Linked DNA regions of Homo sapiens: region 1 is linked to region 2. A link is an interaction called in ENCODE POLR2A ChIA-PET data of the cell type or tissue named here. Cell type or tissue: CD4-positive, alpha-beta T cell. All regions are shown on one strand.

Evidence for each region. Peaks named below come from ENCODE experiments on the same cell type or tissue, not always from the same donor. Only the 100,000 strongest peaks of a DNase experiment are listed, where the experiment ranks them.
Region 1: POLR2A ChIA-PET joins it to region 2 with 5 read pairs; 2 of 35 experiments call an interaction of 5 or more read pairs at or near these places.

Annotation. Positions count from the first base shown.
Region 1 is chr17:80,617,930-80,620,429 of GRCh38, forward strand. The region is part of intron 1 of RPTOR (regulatory associated protein of MTOR complex 1); the gene reads left to right. Among named protein-coding and RNA genes, the nearest start is that of RPTOR, 74 kb to the left of the region's middle. RefSeq lists a silencer at 2,027-2,227. In CD4-positive, alpha-beta T cell, no CTCF peak of the experiment used is centred here; no DNase peak of the experiment used is centred here.
Region 2 is chr17:80,701,757-80,704,256 of GRCh38, forward strand. All of the region lies in intron 3 of RPTOR (regulatory associated protein of MTOR complex 1), which reads left to right. Among named protein-coding and RNA genes, the nearest start is that of RPTOR, 160 kb to the left of the region's middle. In CD4-positive, alpha-beta T cell, no CTCF peak of the experiment used is centred here; a DNase peak (open chromatin) is centred at 1,495; H3K27ac peaks cover 292 bases.

The DNA.
Region 1 (2,500 bases), 84 kb before region 2:
TTCAGTATGGAATTCCTTAAGAAGGGAGTTTCTTTAGTTTGCTTAAAATAGTTACAACTTTTTTTTTTTAAGACGGGGTCTTGCTCTGTCACCCAGGGTGGAGTGCAGTGGTGTGATCTCGGCTCACTGTAACCTCCGCCTCCCGGGTTCAAGCAGTTCTCCCACCTCAGCCTCCCGAGTAGCTGGGACCATAAGTGCGTGCCACCACAGCCGGCTAATTTATTTATTTTTATATTTTGTAGAGACAGGGTTTCACCACGTTGGCCAGAGTGATCTCAAACTCCTGACCTCAGGTGATCCGCCAGGCTTGGCCTCCCAAAGTGCTGGGATGACAGGCGTGAGCCACCATGCCTGGCCAAAACAGTTGCAGTTTCTATAATAAACTTTTTTTCCCCCAGAATAAAACTAGCACCTTTAAAGTGAGCTATAACGATTCCTTTTATGAAACTTATTTTGTATGCAGTTCTTATTTTGACTTTCAGAAATCTAAATTTCTCAAGGGTCTGTGATGTTGGAACTAAACTCATACCAAGTCCCTTGTGCAGTTTGCGTGGTGCAGGAAGGGGTGAGCCAAGTGAGGACTGTAGCACTCACGTGTGCGAAGGTCGCCGTGGGCGAGGCCTCCTCATCCCTGAGGCCGAAATTTTCCTCTTCTCGTTTCCTTTTGATCAGGATGTTCTACAGGGGTGGAGGCAGATTTTAAAAGCAGTGATACATAGACAGAATTTGGCCTAAAAAAAGAGTAGTACTTAAATCTAAATGAGGCCTCTGGCTCAAGGTAACGAGCTGAGCTCATAGATTCAAGCACCTCTCCCCTCATTCCCAATTCCCATTGAAATGAACAAAGGAATATAAAAATAGAGAGTCTCCCAAGCTAACACAGTTGCTGCTGGTGATGATGATCTTGTTTTGGACTGCAGGTTTTGGTTGCAGAAATTCAGTTGGATGTGCTTCCTGCGGGTTTGGTGCTCACTTTGTAGCAGTGCTTGGGGATGGAAGTGAGGGGCAAACTGGCTTTTCCTTCTCTTGGACAACTTGGTTACCCGCCTCCCCTTCCCTGCGAGGTATATCTACTCTCTTTGCTATGTGTTCTAGTTTCTGACTCTCTTTATAAATTATGCATTTGTGTAGCTTCGGCTTTGCTCCGAGTTTCTGCTTGATGCTGTGAATCCTAATGAGCGCTCCCGGGAATTGGGTGGCTCTGCCTTCAGACAAACCAGGGGATAGTGAATGTTGTGACCTGTGTGGCCAGCCCCAGTCTTGCTTTGTGTTTATTTTCCACAACTCTCAGTTGTTGATGTTGGGAGGATAAGTGTGAGCCACACTCTCAGTGTGGGGGACAGAAGGCAGTGATTGGGCTGCTGAACATGTTTAATTTCTTCATTCTGCATGGTGACTTAGGTGTCACTGCACGTCAGCCTGTGAATTTATACCCAAGCTTGTTTGTGCCACCTGATCACCTGTATCTTTTTAAATATATATGATTTTATCCAATCAGTTATGAAGGAAGACTCTAGTAAGGAAATCCCTTGTGATTTGCTTTGAATTCTTTGGGAGGTGACAGGCGTTAATAGGTTTTTCACCTGTGAGGTGACATGCTCTGAGCTTACAGGCCTTCGAGTGGAGGTGATCTGGTCTGCAGGCCCTGTGTGCAATTCTGAAACCCAGAAGCTCTGAACGCTGGATTATTTCCACAGCTCATTTGGTGGCAACGCTTGGCCTGAGCTGGGGTGAGACTGGACACTCTTGATTGATTCCATGGAGAGTGGAAATGTTAACGTGGTGAGTGTTGGGTGCTGCTCCAAACCCTCCTGGGTGTGTTAACCCTCCTGGGTGTGTTATGTGAGATGGGGCAGAGGGATCACATTATCCTTTCACCAAGCTGAACACTGTGGAATTTCAAAACCAAGCTGGCACCAAAGGAGCATCAAGAACACTGCCCAGGCTGTTATAATAACATCAGGACCCCACTGCTTGACGGCCCCCAGCCTCTCCCACCTGGAATCCAAAGTGCCGTGGAGATCTTTGAGCCGGGGCACAGGATCCTTAGGCGTGTGCTCCAGCCTTTAGTGGGTGCCTCCAGGATGGCTGGGAAGACCAGTCATGAGTCAGAACTTCAGAATCTGAAAAATCCTTAGCACCTGAGAGGTCATCTGTCTCCACCCCCTCACTTTAAGGATGAGGAAACTGTTCAGGAGGGATTGAAATTTACCGTCATGTCCAAGGCCATGCATTGTTAGTGAGCATTTATAGTTTTATAGTTTCTCAAAATGATACTCTTTTCAAATTCAAAATTAACCTATGGGGATATAACGATGTCATCTTAAATTACATTGCATTGGAGGAAAATGTCTTAAAGTCAAAAAACTTATGTAATATTATGCAGTTTTTGGCACATTAAATTTGATAGCCCTTACATTTTAAACATTCTGTAACTGTTATTAAAAAACATTAATCAAGAGTTTTTGAAACGAGGTTGCCATAGAAATGAAAATACAAT
Region 2 (2,500 bases):
AGTACGACGCCAGTGTCTTTGTTAGAAACTCTACAGATGTCTATGTCCAGCCTGCCCCAGCGGCACAGGGCTACCCCTGGTGGGATTTTGTCAAAGGGGAAGACCCACCAAGTAGAGCCCCTGAGCCCCTCCTCTTCCCAGGTGGCCGTCTCTCCTTGATCCACACCAGCGGCAGTTTGTGCAGCTTCACCAGAGCTTCTAGCGGGACCATGCCGCCACGAGGGCCACTGGGAGCAGAGTCCCTCCCATGCTCAGGGCTCTCCAGGGTCTGAAGTCTGCACTTGTATGAGAAGGAGCTCCAATACCAATAAAAGTCTACGTGGAAAATGCAGAATCTGATTGCAGTAGCATTTCTTAGGCCTTATTAGCATATAAATTTACCAGGTGTCATTTTAGGACAAGAGCCCGTCACTGAGAAGGAAATGAAATTTGGAGCTGCATTTTCCTTCATTAAACCAAGGGCCCATTTTTGTTTTGTTTTGTTTTTTGTTTTGTTTTCTTTTCTTCGGTTATTCATTCTTTTATTATCTTCTGCTGTCACATCCTCCAAAACTCCTGTGCATATATTTTCTTGCACCTTGAGATTTGGCATTTCAGGAAAAATGCCTAGCACAATAGGCTGTAGTTTAGAGACTTGCTTTGTCATTTTATATGTCCAGCAGAAATTGTCGTAACTCCCCCGGATGATCAGATGCTCCCGTGCCTCTCCTGTCTCTCAGACCACACAGCTATTATCCCTGGCATTCTAGTTGTGAGACAAAACCTTAACACAATGTGGTGACATTTAATTTAGTGTTTCTCATTTCAAAGCCCTTAAAAATATTAATTAATTCCCATGAAGCCCCAGGAGGCGTATTATTAATATCTGTGGCGCCTTTCATGCTAGTCCATTAATGTGCCTTCTCTACGCAATAGGTAAGAAAATGAAGCTAAATCCGTTTTTCGCAGCCCCATGGGATAAGACCTTCACAGAGCCAGGGTCAGAAATGATGAATCCTTAATTTTATTGGTGTCCCTGAATAATCTACCCCGTGGCCTTCTGTGTGGCGTGGAAGAACAGCACTCCTGTTCAGGAGCAATCTCAGGAGACAGCGAATGATTTTCCTGTGGAGCTGTGACTTCAGCAATCCTAGTTCGATAGCTGTGTTGAGGAGAGTAGAATTGAGAAAAACTGCCGCAGCAGTAATGTAATAAGTGAGATGGAGCAGGAGGCACTTGACAATTTCACTAGAAAATCTCCCAGCGATCTGTGGGCCCTGCAGTGAACCCAGCCCCTGCAGATCGATGGGCCCGTGCTCCAGGGAGACAGATGTGGAGATCAGCACCGTGGCTTGTTCTTATTTTGGGGTGCCTTATCTTTCCGTGCCTTTGTTCTTCACCACTATGCATGGGGGATTTCTGTAGCCTTAGCAACCAGAAAGCAGGGTGGATCTGTGGAATTAGACTCCGAAATCTCGAGTTTAGTTGACAGCGCTTTTTCCTTCCTTCTGATTGCCTCGCCGTCTGGCAAGCTCTGCATGTGTTCTTTTCTCACCTGTATCTGCAGCCCATGACTCCGGAAGTCTTTCTGACTCTGAAAAACATATCCTGTGTTCACTAAGGGGAAGTGGTTTTAATGTGCATGAAAAGAGGCTGGCAGGCGCTCACCCCACCTGGACCCTAGACCCTGGAGAAGGGGTGGGAAGTTAGCTTCAGTGGACGTTCCTGATAAACGTGAGCTCAGGTGGCTCACTTCCCCTGGCCTGACTGCAGACTTGAGCCAGGAACACCCATTCCGCCTTGTGTGTGAGACCCAGGAGGATCAAGGAGATATCCTTTAGCATCCATTAAAAAAAAAGTTTTTTTTGAGTCCTACCTCTCCATTTTTGCTCTTCCCTACTTGAGCTGTCTTAAAGCATCCCTGGAGGTAGGAAAATGCATAGACCCTCCTTCCCAGGGCCCCAGTACTGCCGGAGGAGCCTCGGTGATGGCTGCACCTCTGCCCTGGGGCCTGGAGCTGGGCTAACGCTTTCTTGGAAAACCTCTAATTGTTTCTACCAAGTTAGCCAGGACACTTTTTAAAAAGCACTTTCATTAAAAATGCATAGGTATTTGTTTTAATTTACATAACGGCCCAGACCAAAATGGGATGTGGCCTGCTGCTTAGACTGGCCATTATCACGCCTCTGATTCAGAGAAAAACCTAAATTTCATGTTTATGCAGGTCTTATAGCTGATGCGTTTGGTTTGAAGGAGCAGGTGAACTAGGTCCTCTCCAGGACTTGGTGCTTTTTTGTTGGGTGTGGAGAGACATGGGCGAGATGGGGCTGTTGCTGCTGCGCTGATTTGAAGCCATCTCTCCAGACTGAACCCGTCCTACGTGTCCGCCATTCTTTCTACCTATCCACCTGAAGACGGAATGTCTAGCTACCTCTACTTCAGACTTATTTTCTAATTTAGAATGTACTTACTTGAGTGGATGTGGTTTTGGAGGGCCTGTAGCCAAGGTCGTGACAGCTGA